Linked DNA regions of Homo sapiens: all the other regions are linked to region 3. Evidence: read pairs that join two places in POLR2A ChIA-PET (ENCODE). Cell type or tissue: CD4-positive, alpha-beta T cell. All regions are shown on one strand. Links, peaks and the distances in the headings refer to the core of each region. The heading gives the core; the rest is flanking DNA. Region 1 overlaps IMMP2L (inner mitochondrial membrane peptidase subunit 2). Region 2 overlaps IMMP2L (inner mitochondrial membrane peptidase subunit 2). Region 3 overlaps IMMP2L (inner mitochondrial membrane peptidase subunit 2).

What was found. ChIA-PET counts read pairs that join two places held together with the same protein. Peaks named below come from ENCODE experiments on the same cell type or tissue, not always from the same donor. Only the 100,000 strongest peaks of a DNase experiment are listed, where the experiment ranks them.
Region 1: POLR2A ChIA-PET joins it to region 3 with 9 read pairs; 6 of 35 experiments call an interaction of 5 or more read pairs at or near these places.
Region 2: POLR2A ChIA-PET joins it to region 3 with 9 read pairs; 5 of 35 experiments call an interaction of 5 or more read pairs at or near these places.

What each region holds. Positions count from the first base shown.
Region 1 is chr7:110,974,112-110,982,360 of GRCh38, forward strand. All of the region lies in intron 3 of IMMP2L (inner mitochondrial membrane peptidase subunit 2), which reads right to left. Among named protein-coding and RNA genes, the nearest start is that of LRRN3, 110 kb to the right of the region's middle. In CD4-positive, alpha-beta T cell, for the core only: no CTCF peak of the experiment used is centred there; a DNase peak (open chromatin) is centred at 3,480.
Region 2 is chr7:111,134,134-111,142,382 of GRCh38, forward strand. The region is part of intron 3 of IMMP2L (inner mitochondrial membrane peptidase subunit 2); the gene reads right to left. Among named protein-coding and RNA genes, the nearest start is that of LRRN3, 47 kb to the left of the region's middle. RefSeq lists a silencer at 1,666-1,866. In CD4-positive, alpha-beta T cell, for the core only: no CTCF peak of the experiment used is centred there; DNase peaks (open chromatin) are centred at 3,888 and 4,258; H3K27ac peaks cover 1,326 bases.
Region 3 is chr7:111,079,075-111,087,323 of GRCh38, forward strand. All of the region lies in intron 3 of IMMP2L (inner mitochondrial membrane peptidase subunit 2), which reads right to left. Among named protein-coding and RNA genes, the nearest start is that of LRRN3, 7.9 kb to the right of the region's middle. In CD4-positive, alpha-beta T cell, for the core only: no CTCF peak of the experiment used is centred there; a DNase peak (open chromatin) is centred at 4,557; H3K4me3 peaks cover 661 bases; H3K27ac peaks cover 2,304 bases.

The sequences.
Region 1 (8,249 bases), core at 1,403-6,402, 110 kb before region 3:
TAATCTTTAACTGGTCTTAAATGCCTGTGGGTTAAATGTAAGAAGGAGGCTTTGATTTAAATAAAAGCAACTTCTCAGAAACATATGCTCACCACCCACCATTCTTCATCTGAATGGCAGAAACTTGGGGATTTCGTTTCACTCTAACATGGGAGCTTTGCCAAGAGACATGGGCACAAACATCAGTGATTAAGAAAGATCTCCAGTATGAAATATGTGGGATCTAATCCACATTAGAGTGGGTTTGTAGGCAATGGCACCATGCTTTGGAATGACCACATGGATAGATATTTTGATTTACATAACAGTGTTAAACTCTATTTAAAACTTTTAAATAGTCTAACCGTATTACCTAAAATAAAATGCCTTTCTGAAAAAGATATGAAATCAAGTAAATACTTCTCACAAAATCCTCTGATTCAGTTTCGTTTTAAAATATAGAGCCCCAAAGCCTTACTGATGCATACCATGTCTCTCCCACCCTTTATCAGTTCTTTCTCACCGCTGCCATCTGTTTGCCTTGCTTTTTCCAGCACAATGCCCATCCCTCCAGGCTGTTCACTGGCACTCAGATGTCTTCCTCTAATTCTTTACATCCCCATCCAAGAAATGTTCCAGGTCTTTTCCTATTCTTCCTCCCAAAGATTTTCTTCAGCACCACCCTCTGTGTATTTTGGACACTTATTTTCAGATATTATTTGTCAATTAGAAAATATGCAAGTTTGCTTTTGGCCCTCTATTTTAAACACAATTATTTACTGCTATCTTGTTTTGTGTTATACGTAGGAGAAAAATTTTGTAAACATCTCATCTTTTACAATTATAATTCCTTAAGTCCTTATAATTCCAGTCTTTAAAAATATAAATGCAATGTTCAGAGGAGTCCTATGATAAATATGTAGTTAATTCAAATGTTTCCTGGAGCATCTTATTTCATTTTTGTTAACTTTTAATATATACAAGCCTATCTATTCATAGTTACACTGATCTAATCACATGATCATTATCCTACTGTAGAATTCTTAGTTATAAGTTAAAAACAGATATATAACATGAGTTTAAAAAATAAAAGGAAAAGAAAGGAAAGTCAAAATTATAACTCTATAGAAATAAGAAGACAAAATGTATGGTAAATGACCATTTGAATCTCTTACAGTACCTTTCAAGCTGTATAACTACCCTTCTAAATTAATATCTCATTTGAAATAGTTCCCAAAAATCCAATCTAGTCACTTTCAAGTCAAAGACTCAGCTGTTTAGAATGCAGACTGTATCATGGCTGTGGCTATGTGTACTTGACCTCCTGCCTGTTAACAAAGAGACTCAATTAATTATTTGCTGTTTTGAATGGCTATTTCATTTCACCTCCACCTTTCTTTAAGTGCTGAAAAGCTCAATTGCTTTATTACCTTAACCTTAGCTTTGGAGAATGCATGCAGAATTTCTTAACTGCCAACTAATAAACTATCTTGATCCAGAAAGTTAATTTTCAGGACCACAGCTTCTAGATGTTTTAGTGCTAGAGACAGCTGAAGTAACATAATGACCTAGTGTCATATCACCTTCCAAGACAGTCTCTTTGTTCTGAATGGTGGCTTTGGTGCTAAGCTATTCCCTTCATATGAGTCAAGAGACACACTAGCACTGCAATGGGTTATAGTGTCATAGTAACAGTTTAGAAATCTTACCACACATAAAAAATGAATGTTTTCAGTATTAATTAAAAGTATGTAAACTAACAGTATATCAGTTTTTCCTGCTTACTTTTAGTCACATTAAACTCAGTAATATAATTTCATATTCAAATATTGGAACATTAAACTAGAAGTAGCAAACAGCTTTGAAATAAATGTGAAAATGGATTTTTTTTAACGTATGGGCACAGTAGAACTGATAGCAATGATTATCTAAATGTGAAAAATTAACCACAACACCAAAACAGAGTCTGAAATTCATCAAAGATTTTCTCATATCTTTTGAATTTCTTCAGCCCTGATAATATGTAACATTTTAAAAATTCTCATTTGCTACATATTTGCTTATCTATATATTAATTCTGATTCTATAAGTAGACCATAAGATGATATGAAGGTAGTGTTACCCTTCTCATTATATTCAGTCCCAAGTCAGTTACCTGCACTTATAAAAAAACAAGTATTTGATGATGATTAGATCATAATACATATACGAAGATATTGCTATTTAGTATTTCATAAAAGTGAAATAATACAATATTTGTCCTTTTGTGCCTGGCTTATTTCATTTAGCATAACGTCTTCAAGACTCACCCATGTTGTAGCATGTATCAAAGTTTCATTCCCCAGTTACCATTTTCATGATTTACACTAGTCATTATTTTATGAATATCCAAACTGATTTATCATTCCAGTATGAGTTTCTTATAATCTAATAAAAATGGCAACTGAGATTTTAAAAAATTTTATAACTCATTTCTTTTCAAGAATATTTATACAAACATGAAAATAAATGTGTCTATAGTCCTCAGATCTTAGTTTATAGATCAGTGGTCCTGAAACTAATTTAAAGTCTAGAAGGTTAGGCCCTGGAAATCTAGAATCTGAATTTGAACAAGCACCTAGGTGATTCTGATGCAGGAAGTCTAGTCCACCTTTGATAGGCACAGTTGGAAATGCTCACATGAAAATTCTATGAAATTGAACATACTGGCTCCCTACATGTTCAATAAAGACCCAGCCTTAAAGAAAAGCCATAATATATTTCTAAAATGACCATGACAATACTGATTTTAAAACATGTACAAAAATCTAAAATTTCCTATCAGGGAAAAAACTCAATATTCTAATTCCATATTTAATATAAACCTGGAATTGAATCTACAACTAGTATGAAGCATCATAACTCTAATAAGAAAGAGTAAGACATCCCATTTCCAAAGTTTTTTAAAGAATATAAAAACCTCCTCGGATCAGGCAAAATGACAGACAAACTGTGATTTTAACAGAAAGGCTGTGGTGTTAGGGTACAGAAGAATTTATTTCTTACGGTCATTAATTCATTCAGCAAATATATGCTGAATGACAAGCAGGTGCCAGGTACTCTGTATGGTACTAGCTTACAAAACACATCTTATTACAATCAATGGCATGCATGCTTTTTAGGGTTCAGGCCCAAATACTAGCTATATCACCTTGAGCAAGTCATTTAGCTATCTTAACATCTATTTTTTCATGAGTATAAAAGGATGACAGCAAATGTTACTGCTGATCCCCAAATATTACTGTAGAGGCCCCATGAACTACTAAACATAAGCGGCCGAGCATCTGCTTTAGATAGAATGAGTCTCAGAATGAGATAATAAATTATAATGGAGAGTTCCATGGGTCTAATTCCTACTTTAAGTAGGAAAGCAGCTATAATCTCAAACTAAAACCACAAAATGAACTTCTCGCTTCTAAGATGACTACATAACATTTCTGTGAAGTCTGTGTTGTGGTTTATTACACCCAGTTAGCAATTCTGCCACCAAATAGCAAGCTTGACTCTACTTTCAAATAAATGCCAAATGACTTCTCTCTTTCCTTCCCTCCCTCCCTCCTTTTCTTCCTTTCTCTCTCTCTCTCTTTTCCTCTTTCCCTTCTTTCCTTTCTTTTTCCTGCTACCTTTCTTCTTCCTTAGAACCTTCTTCATAAGACCTTTGAAATAATTAAAGATAGTACAGATAGATTAAGCCACTTTTAGGCCCAGTAATTTGACAATTTTTTGCATTAGTTTATGAGCTGTTAAATTCGTAGCTAAATGTATTCATACTGGGAAATTTAATTGCTCCAGTAAAATGCCGAAGTTCCGTAAACCAATTTTGTGTGGAAAGTAAAGGAAATCTAATTGTTTCATCTGTTGTGTATTTTAATTAATTGTTCCTCACGAAAAACTAGGTAACAAAATGAAAGCAATAATATTTTATTTAAAATGCCCAAGAAATTCAGCAAATAATTCATAGAACATCCTTGAAAGAAAGCACAATTTAAAAAGTCTGAGGCATAACAGGTATTCAGAATAAGCCACTAGAAAGTTGAAAAATAACAATATTAGTCCACTACTTAGTCTCATATTCACTGTTTCAATGTTTTCTTTTTAGGATGATGGACTGTGCCACTTGTTAGTATATTTGTAGGCTTTTATTCCAAGTACTTTAAAATACTCTGACTTAATTATGTTAATATTTTAAAAGAGTGAAACAATTTTGCCTATATTTTACAATAAGAAAGGTATGCCATAAACAAATGAATATTTCCCAAAAAGGCACAAATTGGATTGTTGGAACTGAGACCAGGACTATGATTGGGAATCTATCCATCTATTAATCACAAAAATACATTGTAATTCCTTGTGGTGCCCATTACTATTTGCAATGTGGTTTCACTTAAAAAAAAATCAATACAAAGAAACAGGTAAGTAACAGTAAAGAAAAATTGATGGTGACATTCTAAAATTATTTTCATTTTATAAAGGCTGTGTGTCCACAATAAATTCTAAAATGAGATAAAAAGATCAAACTATTAATTGCTTAAAAAAATCCTGTTTAAAATAAGTTTATCATCTACACTAAACATTCTGAATTTTTATCTGAGAAAGAAAAAAGTATTTAACCCCAGTTTGAATACATTGATGATTAACACAAAATCCCTATAGAACCTCCAGTTAATTTTCTAACCCTTTGATCTCTAAAATTCTTTCATAAACCTTTCAAAGTTGTATACCAAAAACACGAAGCCCTGTTTAATAAAAATGGAAAAAGCTACAATCCTGCTCAATTCAAATCATTTTGTTTTGTGTGACTTTTAAAACATTAGAAACATATAAATATACTTTTTAGTAATTCTTATTAGAAATTTATATTATTTATGGGATGGACTATATAGAAAATTAAGGAGTTTGAGGTCAATCATTAGCATTTTAAGGTTGACACTTGGTATTACAGTTAGAGATGATCATGATTTGGACCAACCATGTTCCAGTAAAGTGTTCTTCTTGAACTTCATATATTTTACATATAACTTTTCTGGAGTATATGTACAACATGAATATCCACATGAATTTATACAGTATATGCTAATTTTCTCTGGGGAAGAGTGTACTATGTTGTCTGGCTATCGCTACAAATTTGTCTGAAGACATTCCTAGTACTTTTATTTTCTTACTATTTATGTCTAAATTTTTTCTCAAATCCCCCTTGATTCATTTATAATGGTTAGTAGCATTTTAGTATTTATCTTTTCTCATTGTTTTCTAACTCTACACATTTTTAAACAATAGAATTACAGATGATGTTTTGTCATTTTTTTAAATTAATAGTCTATCATTACTAGTTTTTCCTATTCTTAACTCCCAATAGAATGAGAACTTCCAGGTAGGACCAATGCAAATCAGAAGTGACAGCTTATCACAATTATCTAAAGAATTCTATCAGTATTATTGGGTGTGACCAACATGGCACATGTATACATATGTAACCAACCTGCACGTTGTGCACATGTACCCTAGAACTTAAAGTATAATGAAAGAAAGGGAGACAGAAAGGCAGGGTTTAAACTTAAAAAACAAAACAAAAACAAAACCAAAAAAACCTCAATAGTAAGAAAACAAACCAACCACTTGAAAAATGGGACAAATGCCCTAACAGACACCTCAAGGTGGAAAGGATGGAAAGTGTGCTTAAGGGTACAGAGTTTCTTTTTGGAGTTCTCAAGTTAGATAATGTTAATAGTCACACAGCTTTATAAATATACTAAAAAATGTTTAATTTTACACTTTAAAAATGTAAATTTATGGTATGTGAATTACACTTCAGTAAAGCCACTATTTTAAAAGATCCATTAGACAAAAAGTCATGGAACCTGGATTCTAACTAATCAAGTGCTATCATATTTTTATAACATGACTTCAGACAAGTTTTTATACTTTCTGGCCTTGGTCTCATCTGTACAATAAAAAGCCCTTTCATTTCGGAAATTTATGGTTCTATACCTCTAGCACTGTCTTCATGAAACCGTCCTTTGCTGATCTAAAAGTGACCACTCCCTGCTTTGAACTCTAATCCCATTAACTGGCTTATATGACTGTATTTGTGCTGCTTCTTTTTTTTTTTTTTTTTTTTTTAGGAGTCTCGCTCTGTCGCCCAGGCTGGAGTGCAGTGGAGCAATCTTGGCTCACTGCAAGCTCCGCCTCCCGGGTTCACGCCATTCTCCTGCCTCAGCCTCTCCGAGTAGCTGGGACTACAGGCGCCCACCACCACGCCTGGCTAATTTTTTGTATTTTTAGTAGAGACGGGGTTTCACCGTGGTCTCGATCTCCTGACCTCGTGATCCGCCCGCCTCGGCCTCCCAGAGTGCTGGGATTACAAGCGTGAGCCACTCCGCCCGGCCTATTTGTGCTTCATCTTATCACCTTTCTAGAAATGTGAGCCAGTTGAGGAAAGACATGAAACTGTCTTGTACATGATGTGGATTCAGTGAGTTTTTACATGACTAGATACATGAAATTATTTATATTTAGTATACACTGTATGGAATTAAGCAGAGAAATCAACCATTTTTTAAAACTTTCATTCCACCAATATAAATTTCCCTAAATTTGACAAAGTTTTGATGTTAATTTTTGGCATAATAAAATTGTAAACTTTGTAGAGTTTGAAACACCATATTAACTCTTGTTATACAGATGAGCTTCTATGCTATTCCAAAATAAATTGTGTATTATGCCATGGCAGCTTCACTGATGTTGCTATTAAACATGATGAAAATAATCCAAAATGAAAAGAAATAAAATATTTGAACCAGTGTTACTTAATTGTAAATAATCAAGTTTTTAGTATTCTAGTAGTTGTCCTGAACTACATTGTTTTTAAGCAATAAAATCTTCCAAAAAGAGACCTCAGTAAAGTACACTATTATTAAATCTGCTTTGAGAGTTTAGGCTACTGTTTTCTTGCAATTATTGAGTTTGCAAATTCTTAAAAAATAGAAAATTATACAAGCCTTATTGCCATATCTATAACTTTCCATACTGTGTGTTTGACAAGGTGAAATTTTTAGACAAAGAAGAAAGTTGTGTATAAATGTAATCAACTGCTTTTTCTTTTTTTCTTTAAATATAAAAGACAATTATCTGAAAATAAAAAAAGAAAAAAAGAAAATTATTGGGTGTGGCAATAGTCACACTGTTAATATTATTTGTGTAATTAACAATTCTTGCCTACAGTTAGGTTTATACTGGGCAAATAACACAAATCTGGTCATGCCTTATACAGCTCATAGGAAACCGTGCTAAAACTTTATAGTAAGAATGGGCCTGCTGAAATTAACAATTATAACTATACTCCTGGAGCATGAAAAAATGTTTAAAATAAAATTTCTGTGTTGAGTGGTTAGCACTAACTTTTCACTTAAAGAAAAAAAAAACCTAGTACTTTTTATTTGAAAAAAAAAAAGATTGAAGTGATAAGTAGTGTTTGAGAGTTGAAGTGACTCCTTTTTAAGATTTTGAAATATCTCAAAAATGTATTCATTAGAGTGCTGATTCAATTACATTTCCAGGACTGAGGAAATATATCTACCTTTTCAGCCCACTTAAGCAGAAACCTTTTCTAAGTTATTCAAGCTCTTGCAATGGGAATGGAACCTCTTTCTCTAAATCTGGTCCTCTTCCACTTCTGCTGCCTTCCTTATTTTTGCTCCACAGAGACATGCCCAACACAAAAAAACAACACTTGCCACTTTCTCATTTCGAAGAGTCAAGACAAGTGTCTTCAAACACCTGGAATTATAAGTACCTTCTCTTATCCTTCATTCTGCCATTTCTTGGAAAGAGGAATAAGAAACTAAATATAAAGGGATTAAATACAAAACTGATAGTAGGGCATTTTATTAGGACATTTAAGGTGAAGCATACATTGCAAGATCTTTTTCAAAGACTTTTTAAATGTTCCAATGAGAATTGGTTAGGTATTAACTGTGCAAATTTATTAATATATGCATCTGATTTCAGGTTCTATTAGAAAACCTGAGGTAACACAGTGATTTTCCCTGTATAATTCTCATGTTTTCAAAAACAACATAGATACCTTTGAGCTGCTGTCCTCCAAAAGCTAGACCCTGCTGCGTCATTCAGCCAAAGATATAAAACTGAATCAGGTCACATATCCAAGTACACACCTCCAGGAAGAGGCTTCCATTGATTCAGAACTCTCTATTTAAGGCAACAGTTTGACC
Region 2 (8,249 bases), core at 1,599-6,598, 55 kb after region 3:
TCAGAAATTTCACAAATATGTTACATAGAGTTTAATGAGTATATAAACAGATATAGGAAAAACCAAAAAAAGTACTGTGTCTAATTTCCTTAGACTATATTTTGTATAATACCAGACATACTTCTAACTACCTAGATTTTTATATCACTTTCTTCAGATAATATTTTTAAAATCTTCTCTATTATGTTTCCAATTGGAACGTTGAACTCAAAACTTAAAGAAAGAGTATTTGTAGATGTACTGATCCACATAAATCAGGTATCCATTCTATATTTTCTATAGTTTCTTATCATTGTGCCCTCCTAAGAAGCAAAGTTTTATTAATATTATCTAAGATAAGGTAGTCTAATTTGGATTATTAAGAGTAAAAAGTGCATTATGTCACAGCATTTTTGAAAGCTCAGTTTTGAGGATGCATTTTTATAGTATTAACTTATCTCTTCTGTTATGAAAAACATAAAATTTGGAGATATTTTTGCTATGAAATTTTATCAGAAGTGTTTTGGGGAACTCTGATACATGCATTATGAAAATAGTTATTTTTCAATTCTTCAATAATGTTTTGTTTGAAAAAAACTTTCGGAGATTTTCGCCTGAAACCAAAGAGAAAATTCTAAACAAAAAATAAATAGGATAAAAGCACATCACATCCACCTTCCTGTGACATTTAAAATACTCATACCTGAATATACTCTAAAAAGACCTCTTTAATATCCTGATGCTAGCTCCTAATTTAGTGGAGAGGACTCCATCTCACCACAGCAGATGTGTCCGTTCCATTTCACTATGGTATCAATAATAGAAAAGGGCCAGGTAGCCTCTTAAACAAAATATTTACTAAATATATTTAACAGAGTAATTTTCATTTTATTGATAAGGAAATTCTACCCCAATACTAGGCTATACTACTCAGGCCAATTGTTTCAGTGTGAATACTCAGAATATCAGGTAGAACATGTAAGTAATTCGGCACAAACTGTCATCTCATTCTGGAAAAAAATGAATCCAGTTTTAGCTTTACTGAAACCAGAAGATATAAAACACCATAATATCTATGAGACCAATGGCCCCTGATTTTGAAACTAAAATCAAATATGAGGATATTATAACACTCTACTGATTACATATCTATAAAGTACTTTTTAAGATATAAGACATACTCATACATATTATGCCTGGGATTTAATTTATTATCCATGCTAACCTACCTTGATGAATTATTGGTCATAAGGAAGGAGAAACTGAATAAAAATATTTTCAGACAAATCTGCAATCCCACTGAGTCTTTCCATTCCTCCAAAGTGAGCACTGTGACAGAGCTGTGTCTTTCTTAGAAGTGATGGGCCTTATCAATAAAGATTTTTACTGTATTGGGAAAAGCTAACCCTGTGATCTTTAAATACTCTGGCTTCAGAAAATAATTTTAATATTAAACCTCTTCCAAAGTTCTTGACTTGAAATCCCAACATTACCATCATGATGCCACATTATTATTTTAAAATACACCATTTCAAATATGAAATAATTTTTACATGTTAATAACTTAGTATATTTTATTGCAGAATTAACATATGCTTATTATACAAAATCAAGAACATACAAAAAAGAAGGCCTCATATTCTCCCTGTCTCCCAAATACACTATTACAAAAGCCTGTCATTCTGCCTTTGACAAACTTTATAATATTATCTCTTGACTCCACTATTTCACTCTTAATCCAGACTAGAGCTGCCCACACTTTCAAGGTATCATCAAAGACCTCTTATCTCAGAATAAAAGATGGCTTCAGTGCCCATCCTGTTATCCTCCTACAGCCCTCAAACCTCCCAATGATGTGACTGACAGACATTACCATTATATAGTAAATAGTAGGTCAGTTGCTTATATGTCACCCTACAATTTTTTTTTTTTTTGAGACGGAGTCTTGCTCTGTTGCCCAGGCTGGAGTGCAGTGGCATGATCTCAGCTCACTGCAACCTCGGCCTCCTGGGTTCATGCAATTCTCTGCCTCAGCCTCCCAAGTAGCTGGGATTACAGGCACCCGCCACCATGCCCGGCTAATTTTTGTATTTTTAGTAGAGACAGGGTTTCACCATCTTGGCCAGGCTAGTCTTGAACTTCTGACCTCATGATCCACCCGCCTTGGCCTCCCAAAGTGTTGGGATTGCAGGCGTGAGCCACTGCGCCCAGCCACCCTATTACATTTTTTAAAAGTCCTAGGAGTAAATAGATTTTTCCATCTCATGGTAGCCTGAGATATTTGTTTCTTTCTAATCTTAACCAATTCTATTTTAGAAATAAAAAAAAATGAATCTAATCTACATCCCATAGGGCAGCCCTGCAAGTTATTGATTATGCTAGCCTTTCTCTAAGTTTTGTTTGTTCCATACTGAAGAAACCCATGTCCTTAAAGCAATTCAGGTCACTCTTCTCTGGATATGATTCAAGTCATTAAAGTCTCTCTTAAAATATAGTACCAGAAATTGGATGCAGTCCTCCAGGTGTGCTAATCTCTAATCTCTGGAGTAGTATTAACCAAATTCCTGCACTATTTTCAAATGGAAGCAAAGCCAGCTGTAAACGGACAAAGATAATTCTACTTGATCCCAAATGATGTGGCTAACAGCATCATCAATATCATCATCACCAGCACTTAGGAAATGCTAAGCATGAACAGACATATAAACTCATTTAACCTCTATGAGAAAGATTCTTTCAGCAACCATATTTTATATTATCAGTAAGAAATTTCAGGTAACGAACTTTAAGGAACATCACTAGCAAGTTTTTACAGGTGGTAGTGACAGGGATTTGTTCTCCATGTTAAACAAATTGAAAGGTTGAAAGGTGGTTAGCTTGCTGTTGAAAGGTGGTTAGCTTGCTGTTATTATCATAACAGCACAGAATTAAGAATCTCACTACAAACAAACAGAAATGCATAAATCTAGAGGCTAACGATATATAGTCTTCGTCATGTTGAAATGCTGCAAAAATATGGTGGGTTAGTTCACTTTCTAGTGGCAATAAGGTTTGGTGGAAATGTGGTAAATTTCCTCCACCTCAGCTATTTGATAGCATTTATAGTGGTATAACAGAAATAAAGTACGCTTTATTTACGAGAAGACTCATTCTATATTCAATTTATAATAATAAGCATGCTGGAAGAGCCATCTGGATACCTTATAAAAATGGTATTTTCCATTGGAAGTAAAGAATTTTAATCAGTGTTAGTTGGTAATTATTCATTTCACCATTTCCTAATCATGTCAAAAAAAATACGTTAAGCCAGAATTCACAATTTTTCCATTATGCAAAAACACCACCATATTGTTTTATCTACTTAGTAAGATCATTTTTTTCTATTTCATACACTCAGACCACATTGCTCAAAATAAGAAAAGGCAAATATAATAATCAAGCTTGATAAGCCAAGAAGCAGAGCAAAGATAGGAAAAAAATAATTTGATTTGAGGAATAAAAATATTAAATTACTACTTCAATGCTCTGAATGATAAAAGCACAGTCAGAAGCAGTCCATTTCTAAAAACTAAGTGGTATTTCAACAGCTCTAACAAAGGAGAACAGAAACTAGTCTTGGATTTTTATGAGAACTTTAATATGAATGATTTAAGAAATTATACTTTAAAAATCTCATTCAGTTAAAGTACAGATGTATATGCTACAACTTTTGGTTTTGGTTTTTTGTTTTTAGACAGGGTCTCACTCTGTTTCCCAGCCTGGAGTACAGTGACATGATCTCAGCTCCCTGCAACCTCTGCTTCCCAGGCTCAAGTGATCCTCCAGCCTCAGCTTCCTGAGGAGCTGGGATTACTGGCATGAGCCACCACACCCAGCTAATTTTTGTGGGGTTTTTTTTGTACAAATGGGGTTTCCCCATGTTGCGCAGGCTGGTCTCGAGCTCCTGAGCTCAAAGCTATCTGCTCCCCTAGGCCTCCCAAAAGGCTGGGATTACAGGCCTGAGCCACCGTGACCAGCCTTGTGCTACACCTTTGTATAAACCTACTTTAAAATACAAAAAGGTACTCCATTCATTCTTTTCAAAAGATTTAGTGAATGTGAATAATGTCATATTGCCTAGAGTAATCTTGATGTTTTTGTTCCACTGGAAAAAAACAAGGTCCCTTTAGCTAAAGCTTTTCTTCTGCTATTGTCACTTCAGCACTAGCAAAACTAGGGTGACAGCTCATAAAGAAAATAACCAAAAGCTCTCACTTTGTCCAATGACGTGGCAGCCCTCCAGCACTGGCATTTCCTGCCCCAAATTAACTCCAGGGGCCATAAGATCAAAGTAAGAAGGAAGTAGCTTGTCTTTCTCTTTAGTTGTGGTAGCTACTTTGTATTACATAGGCAATATAATTCATTGTTTCTTATATAACCGCTTATGCTATTTTACATTGTACTAGGCATCTGCAAACAAACAAATGTTATTTCTTGTTCCAAGTTAGGTAAAACTTGTAAATAAAACCCTGCAAAATGGCTCACAATAAATCAAAATAGTCCTACAAGAAAACAGAAAGCTAGAAAAAGATTAGAGATAAGGTCCTGCCAATAGATAATTCTATTTTAAAAGAAAAAAAATCAGCTGAAGTCCTATTTGGTTCTCATGAACCTGAAAAGATAGTTAGTTGTTTTGCCAGAAAAAGAGTCCCAGACATTATTTGGTCACTTGCCTGGAATAGCTTGGCATTTCTGCACCCTCAAGTAATAAAACTTACTTGTAAAACCCTTTAAGGCAACAGAGATTGCCTGTATTTATTTTCTAGGAAGGGAAAATATTGAAAATTATGATGTATTCAAAGACCACAACTATAGGAGAAAATGCCATACTGCTAAATGTTTTTCAGTTGACATGATCTTTTAAATCATCTCTATTGATCCCTTTATTTAAGATTCGATTTGGCTATTGTGAGAATAATGAACAAATAAATGAATGTGATATCCATTTGATATCTAGTATTTCACCAAAAAAAAGGAATAAGCCTGGATTTTTTTATCTTTGCCCTATTTACATTGTACAATGAGGAAGAAATTTTGGAACGGAGCTAACAAAAGATCTAAATTAAGACACCATTTTAAAGCTCTGGGAATTACAGTGGCACTATTACCCAGAAGCAAAAATCCTAAATGATTCTATGAACAGGTAACAAACTACAAAAAACAGGTAACAAGGGCCAGAGACTGGACTAGGTTGGTATTTCTTTTTGTTCAACAAGTATTTACTGCCAGAGACTGGACTAGATTGGTATTTCTTTTTGTTCAACAAGTATTTACTAAGAAACTAAAATGTTAGAAGCTTCAGGGGATACAAAGATAGGCAACTTCCCTGAAATAATTGAGAATTATCTATGGTGGGAAAAACTATGAGAAAGGAAAGAGATTTTTTAAAAATGCTATAGCAATTAAGCAGCTTCCAGATATATTTTGGGAAAATTACAGATAGTAGTAATTAGCCTAACCCTGATATGCAAGTTAATCATCTCTCCCATCTAGAAAGTTGTTCTTTTTGTAACAGAAGACACATAAAATAGTGTCTATTCACTTTATAAAAATAGCAATAAACCTCAAATTCCTCAAGTAGAAACAAAATACATTTTCCTCTAAATAAAAAAAACTATTTTGAGCTAGGAAAAGAGAATACCTATTAAAATGTATTTTGCTTGCTGGAAATCTGGTTCAACTCACAATTTCCCAGCAAAAGGAAAAACTAGGATAATTCTTTCTCTGACAAGATTGCCTGTGCTGTTGGCAACACTCTTCAAAAACTGAAACTCTAATTTTTAATTCTACAGTTACCTCCTAGCCTTCCATGGTCTCATCTACTAAACCACAGTTAGAATTACATTTCCTACATATGTTATTTTCTTGGAGTTCAATGAACAGGACTGAAAATAAAGATCAGAAAAGAAAGAAGAGAGACTCAAATTAAGGAAACCAACTAAAAACAGTGAGACATAAGAACTAAAAGGCAAGGGAAGAAAAAAGAGACAGAGAAAAGACAGAGTTGGGGCAAGAAGGAAAGAGGGAGACCAAGACTCAGGGGGGATTTCAGAGGACAAAGCCTTCTGTCTACTTTAAGTATTAGCTTACTTGACTTCATTAAATGTTGGCTTGTGTCTATTATCAGCTGCTCTTTACTGCCCTGTAAAACAACAATAACAACAAAAAACTGGTTGGCAAAGGCAGATATGACATGAAGTAGCAATGACCTGGCTAATATGAACCTTTGGACAAGATCATGTCTTCCTGAGCCCAGGTGCATCAATACTGGATATTTTCTGCATGCCCATTCAATCTACAGGGTTCTGAAACCTAAATAAAATTCAATGTAATAGCTGGGTGCCTTTCAAAACACTATGCATCATTTACTATCATATTCACTGTTGAATAAACTTTGTAAAAACTGAGAACGTAAGACATGAGAAAGCTAAGAAATGTAATTGGGAAGGGCTAAATAAGTTAACAGGGCCAAGCCATTTTGGCCAGATGGCTTTTTGCAATTTTGGAAATATCTGAACTTCTCACAAATGTCACAGGATGTAGAACTGAAAATATTTCCATCTGCCCCAACCAAAGAAACTATTGCTCTTCATTCATGCAAATGTAATTCCATGCTATCCCCCAAGTTATTAAGACTGTTCGGCCATTTAAGAAGAAAAATAGTCTATTCTTCCACTGAAAGAGTAATTCTAAAGCCACTTAGGTAAATGACTGAGTGACAAAGCAAATAAGAAATTAATACATTTGAGAGAGCTGCTGGAAATAGTTTCTTCTTACATACTCTGCTTATAATAGAGGAAAATATCTATGAGACATAGTACAGAACTTGGGTGATGAAGTGGTTTAAGAATTATGAAATAATATGACTTTTTAAATTGAAAAATGAATGGCTAGTTGGTGAAAGAGTCAGGACTAGCACTCAGATCTTCCAGCTGCAATCGTCTCTACCCTATGCATTAGTGTCTGTAGGCTCTGGGGTGACTGGGGATGGAGAAAGCAAAAGAGAATCAATAAAATTAACTCAGATTTTTTTTTTCTGGTGTTACCACCAAATTCCATACTTATAATACTAATGTTTACTTTTAAAGTCTTTGATACAATTTAATTCCTTTGAAATAATACTACAAAGAATGTGAATTTAGCTCCCTTAAACCCCTCCACATTTCCCCTCCCAATCTTTCCTCAAATTATAATTTTATCACAATTTTTTGTTAAATCAACATTAATATATACATTATTATAAATTATTAGACCTGAGCCACATAGTATGCCAGGGTTACATTTCTTTCTTTTTTTTTTGTATAATTTTGTATTCCCTACAGATAATCACTGCCTTAGCTTTATCTTTTTTTAGGTTGCTTAATTTTCTATCTACCTACAATAATTTATTCCCAAACTGTCTATAGAATTATAAATCTGCAAACATCTCTGGTCTACTATAGTATCCTTCCCATCCTCTGTATCATTGTGGGTTTATGGGGGTTTTTATTCCTCATTGGCATTTTAGTGACATTTCAATGAGGACAGATGAACACACGTGCTCAATCAATCATATTTAACCAGGAGCTAGAGATGTTCATTCGTTTGTTTGTTTGTTTAAGAAATGGTCTCACTATGTAGTCCAGGCTGGTCTCAAAATGCTGGGCTAAAGTGATCCTCCTGCCTCAGGCTCCCAAAAAGCTAGGGCTACAGGTGTGCACCACCATGCCTGGCTAATTTTTAATTTTGTTTTTGTAGAGACAGGGTCTCACTATGTTGCCCAGGCTGGTATCGAACTCTTGGCCTCAAGAGATCCTCCTGTCTTAGCCTCCCAAAGTGCTAGGATTGCAGGCATGAGCCACTGTGCCTAAAGATCAGTATTCAATTTTGCATACATGAAAATCTGAACACAGGGTCAGGCACGGTGGCTCATGCCTCTAATACCACCACTTTAGGAGGCCAAGGTAGGCAGATGACCTGAGATCGGGAGTGCGAGACCAGCCTGGCCAACATGGTGAAACCTCATCTCTACTAAAAACACAAAAATTAGCTGGGTGTGGTGGCACATGCCTGTAATCCCAGCTACTCAGGAGGCTGAGGCACAAGAATAGCTTGAACCCAGGTGGTAGAGGTTGCAGTGAGCCAAGATCGCGCCACTGTGCTCCAGCCTGGGCAACAGGGTGAGACTCTGTCTCAAAAAAAAAAAAAAAAAAGAAAGAAAGAAAGAAAGAAAGAAAGAATAGAAAAGAGCT
Region 3 (8,249 bases), core at 1,727-6,726:
AAAATCAATACATGTTTCATTGAATTAAATATGACATTAATTTTTTTCTTTTTTTTTTTTTGAGACGGAGTCTCGCTCTGTCGCCCAGGCTGGAGTGCAGTGGCGGGATCTCGGCTCACTGCAAGCTCCGCCTCCCGGGTTCACGCCATTCTCCTGCCTCAGCCTCCCAAGTAGCTGGGACTACAGGCGCCCGCCACTACGCCCGGCTAATTTTTTGTATTTTTAGTAGAGACGGGGTTTCACCGTTTTAGCCGGGATGGTCTCGATCTCCTGACCTCGTGATCCACCCACCTCGGCCTCCCAAAGTGCTGGGATTACAGGCGTGAGCCACCGCGCCCGGCCTAATTTTTTTCTAAATTCACTAAATCTAATACTATACAAATTGGCATTTACTTATATTTAAGTTCACTATATTTTAATCATTCTTAGAATTTTATCTACCCTAGGAAGACTAGTTTTGACCTGGGCCTTAAGACAATGTCCCAAATCGCACATGAGGTACTGCATAATTCAAAGCACATGTGTGCTTGCATATGCATAGTAAAGACCATAACATTTTTAAATTAGTAAATGAGCTCCTAACTTTATGATTATACATATATACTGATAATTTGGATAATAACTAAAGTCTCCATTTGTCTTCAAATTATAATCTCCTATGGTTTGAATGTGTCCCCAAACTTCATGTGTTGAAAGCTTGATCCCCAAATTCATATACTGATGGCACTTGGAGGTGGGGCCTTTTGGAGGAAATTTGGTTTAGATAAAGTCATTAGAGCTGAGCTCCCATAATGAGACTGGTAGCTTTATAAGAAGAGAAAGAGAGACCTGAGCAGGCATGCTCTTGCTCTTTTACCATGTGATGCCCTCTGCCATGTGTGATGTCATAAGGTCCTTATTAGATGCAGCCCCTTACCTTGAACTTCGCAGCCTCCAGAACTACAAAAAAAAAAATGTCATTTCTTTATAAATTACCCAGTCTATGGTATTCTGTTACAGCAACAGAAAATGGACTAAGACACAATTCCTTTGTTCTATGAACAAATTTAAGTCTTCTAAACAGTACTTACTTCTCCAAACAAAATGATGCTTGGTGTTAATTGAAATGTAGGACTGTTACAGTGGACTGCAGATCTTATTGCTGCAGGCAGAAACAGAATTATAATGAATATCTCATGTTCTGTGGTACTTGGAGGCATTTTGAAAACTCTTCCATTAAGAGAATAAAATACAAACATAACCACTGTACTTGAAACAAAACAAGGGCTGTTAGATTTGACTCAATCCTTTCAATGCAATTTTATCCAATATATATATGTAAACATACACACACACACGTATATACTTATATACACATGTATATTCTTATATACATAAATATATGTATATTCTTATATACATGTGTGTATTATATATTATGTGTGTATAATATATAATGTGTGTATAATATATATTACATATGTGTGTATGTATACACACAGAATATTTCAAAAAAGATTATAAGTGATTGAAAGGACATGGAAAAATTAGACTTTTTAGCTAATTGTCTAAGACAGTTAAACATTTGCTGTTTCCATCATTCTACACTCAATTAAGCCAGGCTAAGGATCATCTTATAAATGCTGACTTTGTTGTATTTTTCTCATATCAAACAATTCAGTTCAATCTCCTCTTACTAAATGCTTACTATACGCTAGGCATTGTGCTGAGGACCAGGAATACAAAGATGCAGACATCCTGTTCACTGCCAAATTTTGACAAGGGACCAAATATATATCCATTTTACAAACAGAAACTTCATAGTAAGTTTCAGTATTAGAATTTTCTTGTCAGCAGCCATGATATCTAAACTGCTAAATATATACCCTAAGTAAATATTCTATAAGCACATCAGATCAGAAACAGCTGGCAGCTTCAGGCTGTTCATTTCAAAATGAATTGAAGACCTGTAATCAGACTAGTGAGGATATTATTGATAGGATAAGTATTTGTGTACTTTCACATGAATAAACTTTCTTCTTTCATGCTTTCAAATTTAGGGCCTTTTTAGTGGTGTTGGGATGCCCCATTAAATGCTAGAAAACTATTTAGTTTATCCTTAGTCAATTCTACTGAATTTGGCACCTCTTAAATTTGGTTGAGGAAGAAATCTGCAAAAGACAATTACATGAAATATATGTTTATTAAAAATGCGAGACTGCCAATATATTTAAGGAAAAAAGAAAATGTAAAAACAAACAAACAAAAGACTTTCTTCTGACAATGCTGTGTTAGTGTTTCACATTTATAATTTTTTAGTATTAATCTGTAAGAATCCATGAAAGAAATAAACTTGTACTTGCTTATTGTGCCTGTTTCTAGATTTTAGACATGCTAGCACCTCTTTGTAACAGTGGTCTTCCAAAGAGAGACTTGACCAACCTGTGCACAGAGGGAGTGTCCTTAGTGCAGTGCTAAAGCTCTGGGCTATGAGTCCAAAGATCTCATTCATTCATAGACTCTTTTGCAGGCAAGACACTAACTGCTATGACAGTCAGCAAAAAGTAAAACAACAAGTAATCTATACATATTTATTAATTTCTGCATTTGTGGATTAACTGTGTTGATACATCTCTCGTTTGCTGAAAGGATTAAAGTAGCTCAACACAGAGGTAAGAATGACTTCCTCCTGTGACTTTCTATATGGGTGTAGAGGTGGCAACCTCTGACTAGGTGTCTGCATAGCAAATTGTATACTTTTAAAATAACGTCATTGACCATATCAAAAACAGGGAGAGGGATGATAAAGAATATACTGTAATGAAAGTCCCGCAAACCCTACTTTCCAGAGTGAGGAAGAAAGAATGATTGCCTGATATTTTAAGTAGGAGCTGCTTTCTTTGCTGTAGGTTGGCAGAAGCTGGAGAGTGGAGCAGGAGTCTCCTAGAAGCAGTGTTTTCTCACTCCAAATCTGAGTTGGATGCTCATTAATGAGCACCAAGCACCAGTTTGCAGTAGCCATTCTGAATTTAACAGTAACCATTTGGAGGCTACAAATCCTGAGGTCTGACTCTGAACATGTGTTTGTTTATTGGCACAGGGATAGCACTACACCATTTAGTTATAAAGTACAACGGAGCAAATCTACATTAATATGAGAATCCATATTTTGTCCTGCTTTTTCTATATGTCACACTTCTCAGTGAGACCCTAACAAGAGCAGGAATTAAGAATAGGTCAGAAGAACATCTGCTTTTCTTATTTTGATTACGTGGGCAAGCAAAGGAATTTGCTTTTATAACACCAAAATAACTTGGAATGCGGCAAAAATAAACGCACCTTCTGTCTCATGGAATGTTATTACAGTACAACGCTTTGTGAATGCTTGTTGGCATTTTCAAGCATTTTTTGTTCTCCTCATTTCTTTCTCAGCTCCATAATGCAATCCTCATGGTTTGAGCACTAGACTTCAAATGAGACATCTATTCAGAGAGTGTTCAGACAAAACGAGTGGTTTCCTTAGTAATGGGAACTATGTGAAAGCCTTCAGCACAGCCCCTTCAGACAGCCAGGCTTCTCCCAGGCTTGTGGTTCACACATAGGCTCTCAGTGAGCATTATACAGCTGGGGAGCACCCCCAAAGTCTAAACTGACCAAAGCACTGAATATTCATTGCATTTCTAATCAAATGTACCCTTTATAAAAGGTTAAAGATGTAAGAAGTGCTCTTAATGGCGAGGGTTAATTTGCTCATTTTCTGCATCATGTCTATGGAATGGAAAGAAAGATAAGCGATTTTGCCAAAAAAAAAAAAAAAAAAATGACACGTGTTGCTCTTTTGTTTGATTGTATTTTACATTTCCTTACCTTAAAAACCTAAGCCTGTCCTATTCTTGTTCCTTCTATGCCTAAAGACTACTACTCTGATTTTCCAGTTTTCTGCATAACAATCATCTTCAATAAAGCTTTGAAACTCTGCTATTAAAACAGGGTGCAAATGTTGCCTTTTGTAGTCTCAAATATATTTAAAATATAGTAAAGTAGTTTCATGTATACCAATGTTGAAGTTTTATGTATGTGTATCGATCCATTTTGTTATTTAGTTTCAGGACGACACAATAATTAGAAAAAGAGCTGGATAATACAATTGTCATTCATCTTAAATATTGACTCTTAAAGGCAGACAAATAACAACAACTATCCAAAATAAAAACCAACATGAAAATAATAAAAAATTATCTCAGCTGATATAATGTTTGCCTTTGAGGAATAATGATTTATAGATACCTTCACACTATGTTAATCATCCAATTAGGAGAATAAAAATATTGTCAAACATTTTGGGGTTGAAAAACATGAGGTATAGCTAAATTGTTAGTCTTCTACCATGAATATTTTTTGTCAATCTGGTTACACATAAGCAAACACAGGAAGCAAAAGTTAAGCTATAAAACCCGCAAAGGAGAGGAGAACGAGGGCCTCAAAAGATCACTGAAGAGAAGAAAATACAGTTTTAAGACTGTTGGCTTTGAAGCCTGACTTGCATTCTAGCTTTCCTTCTTCACTAGCGTGACAACTGTAGAAGTTCACCAACCCCAGTTTCCTCTTCTGTGAAAAGGGGAAAGTCCCTGACTGCCTCACGGTACTGTAAGAATGAAACCATATGTGTGCAGGGTCTACCAAGTTTCAGTGTCTTGCATCGAGTTAAACTCAACAAATGCTATTTAATATTATTCTAGGTACTTTAATTTCAGCATACATAATTTCTGCATGTGTACAGCTATGCATATTTTAAAATCTGATCTATTTCATTGTGGTTTGTGGATAGCTCAAGGAAAATCATTTCTATTTTCTGAATAATACCAATAATAAATATAACAACAAAAATACTAAATTTGCTGTCAAGAAATAATTGAACTGAGGAATGAAGAGTGAACAGTAAGAAGTAGGCTTGCTAAACACAAGTGTGAGCCTGACTGTGTTGTGGAGGAAGGGAAGAATGGACTAGAAGGTATGAGATTGGAAGCAAGAAAGATGAACTAGAAAAGATGAGACTGGAAGCAGGGAAGTTAGGAGAAATTGCAGCAGCCAAGGTAAGAGACGATGAATATCTAGCAGACAGAGAAGATAATTTAAGAAAACTTCAGAGTAAAATCAAGTTGTATATGGTGAAATGCAAGATATGAGGCACAAGATCCAAAGTTCCTGTAATTCTCTAGGTAACGAGGCAGCAGCAGAAATAAAATTAAAAAAAAAAAAAAAAAAGAAAGGAAAAAAGAAGAAAGCCAGTTTAGGGGAGCGCTTAAGAGGTCAGCTTTAGACACGTAGAGTACAGAGTGCCTGGGGATCACGCAAGTAGAGACATTTACCAGACAATTGGAGGGAAGGATTGATAGGTAGAAAGATAGATAGACGGATGGATGGATGGATGCACGGATAAAGAGACTGATTAATTTTACTTGCAAGAGCACTGATATAGGTTTGAAAGTAGTAATTACATAGTAGTAGAGACAATATTATCTAAGAGAGCATATAAAGAACAGTAGGCAAAAGAACAAGCCTAGGATAAATACTTAAGAGGTAGATGAACCCACAATGACAAGAGACAGAATGTGCAGACAAGCATGAAGATGACTTAGGAGGCTTTGATGTGCAATAACCAAATTGGGAGGGCACTGGTTGAGATTCCAAAGCAGAATTTCAGTAACAAGTTTGGATTAGAAATCAGAGAAAAGTCAACTGACAAAGTAGGTAGAAAGTGATGATATGATTGTAGCAAATATTGATAGCTCTTCTGAGAAACTTAATGTGAGGAGAACAGAGAAGGAAAGATAGATGAGGGTTCAGGATTAAAGGGATGATTGTTGTTATTATAGTATGAGTAACAAGTAAATGTATGGATTTTGTGGAAATATTGCTAGATATTGTTTCACATCGCTAGAAAAGGAGTAAAAGTCAATCCCCTGAGTGAAAAGAATGGAGAGAGACATAGAGAAAAGCCAAGATGAGAGACCTTTTTGGATCTACAGAGAAATATAAGGAGAAACATAGGGAAGAATAAAGGAATCTGAGGAAGAGACAGAGAAAAAAATTTGTCTCATTGATTCCTGACATGTCATCCTTGATTGTGAATTTCTTGGCATAGTGAGATTACTTTTGTTCTTCAAATGATTCGTATCTTTCATTAAAAGTAAGACCTTTGGGTATATACACAGTAATGGGATTGCTGAGTCAAATGGTATTTCTGCCTTTAGGTCTTTGTGGAATCACTGTCTTCCAAAGCAGTTGAACTAATTTACACTCCCAACAACAGTGTAAAAGTGTTCCTTTTTCTCCACAACCTCGTCAGTAGATTGAAGCTAGTTGATTAGGATATTTAGCTGTTAACTAAATTTTTGTGGGTTTGCGTCCCATTAATCTAGTAAGGACTCAGTAAGGTGTTTTTTGACTTTTTTAATAGTAGCCATTCTGACTGATGTGGGATGGTACCACATTGTGGTTTCTATTTCCATTTCTGTAATGACCAGTGATGCTGAGCTATTTTTCACATGATTGTTGGCTGCACATATTTCTTTTTTTGAGAAGTGTCTGTTCATATCCTTTGACCGCTTTTTATAAAGACACATGCACATGTATGTTCACTGCAGCACTATTCACAACAGCAAAGATATGAAACCAACCTAAATGCCCATCAGTGATAGACTGGATAAAGAAAATGTGGTACATAAACACCAAGGAATACTATGCAGCCATTAAAAAAGAACAAGATCATGTCTGTTGCAGGGACATGGATGCAGCTGGAGGCTACCATCCTTAGCAAACTAATGCAGGAACAGAAAACCAAATACCACATGTTCTCACTTATAAGTGGGGGCTAAGTGATGAAAAATCAACAGCCACTGGTGCCTCCTGGAGGGTTAAGAGTGGGAGGAGGGGGAGGATCAGAAAAAACAACTAATGGCTACTAGGGTTAATATGTGAGTGATGAAATAACATGCACAAAACCCCGCCCCATGCCCCATGTTTACCTTTGTAACAAACCTGCACATATACCCCTGAACTTAAAATAAAAGTATTTAAAAAAAAGACGTGGACTGGTACTGTGGCTCATGTCTGTAATCCCAGCCATTTGGAAGGCCGAGGTGGAAGGTTCGCTTGAGAGCAGGCTGGGCAGCATAGAGAGACCCCATCTCTACTCAAAGAAAAAAAAAAGAAAAAAAAAAAAGAAAAAGAAAAATCAGCAGGATATGGTGGCTTGTGCCTGTGGTCCTAGCTACTCTGGAAGCTGAGGTAGGAGGAACATTTGAGCCCAGGATTTCGAGGTTATTGCAGTGAACTATGATCATGCCATTGCACGCCAGCCTGGGCAACAGAGCAAAAACTGTCTCAAAAATAAAGAAAAAAAAATTAAAATTAAAACAAAACCTATAGGTAAATAAGAACCTCTGTTTTTCTCCAATTCTACTTTCCAAAACTCCTTTGAAAAAGAAAATGAGAACTCTGACCCAACTTGCTTTAGTTCAACATTCTAACAAACAGTCAGTAGTACTACTACTCACCTTACATCATGTTTCTAACTGAATTGAGAACTAATCTGTTATTAGAATTAGACCACAAAGGACAAAGTCATTGAAGACCTTCCTAGCACAATGTCAGCCCCTCACCATCAGTGACTCATTCATATGTATTTAGCTTTCTGAGCATATCGACTCATTTTTTCCACTAGGCACTGCATTTCTTCAGAGCTCTACTTCTCAAATCATGACAGCAATAAAAATTCCGTCATCAAACCTGAACAACCACTACTGTATAAAAGCAACCACTGTCTTGTGCATAAAACTAATTCCTTTTTAAAAATAGTATTTTATTTTTGGCATCCCTTGTTGCTGACTATATTGCATTGGTTGGCTCAGCCATCCATCAAGCATTCATTTATTTTACAAGTGAATATTGAGTACCTTGTGCAGTAGAAAGAGCTTTGGCTCTGTAAGCAGACAGAACTGAGTTCAAATTTTAGCCTCATTATTTAATAGTTTTGGGACATTGGGCAAGTAAGCTAGCTTCTTTCAGCCAATGTTTCTACACTGCCAATTGAAGGTAAAAATATCTATCTTTGCCGGGCGCGGTGGCTCACGCCTGTAATCTCAGCACTTTGGGAGGCTGTGGCGGGCTGATCACGAGGTCAGGAGATCGAGACCATCATGGATAACATGGTGAAACCCCATGTCTACTAAAAATACAAAAAATTTGCAGGGCATGGTGGCACGCGC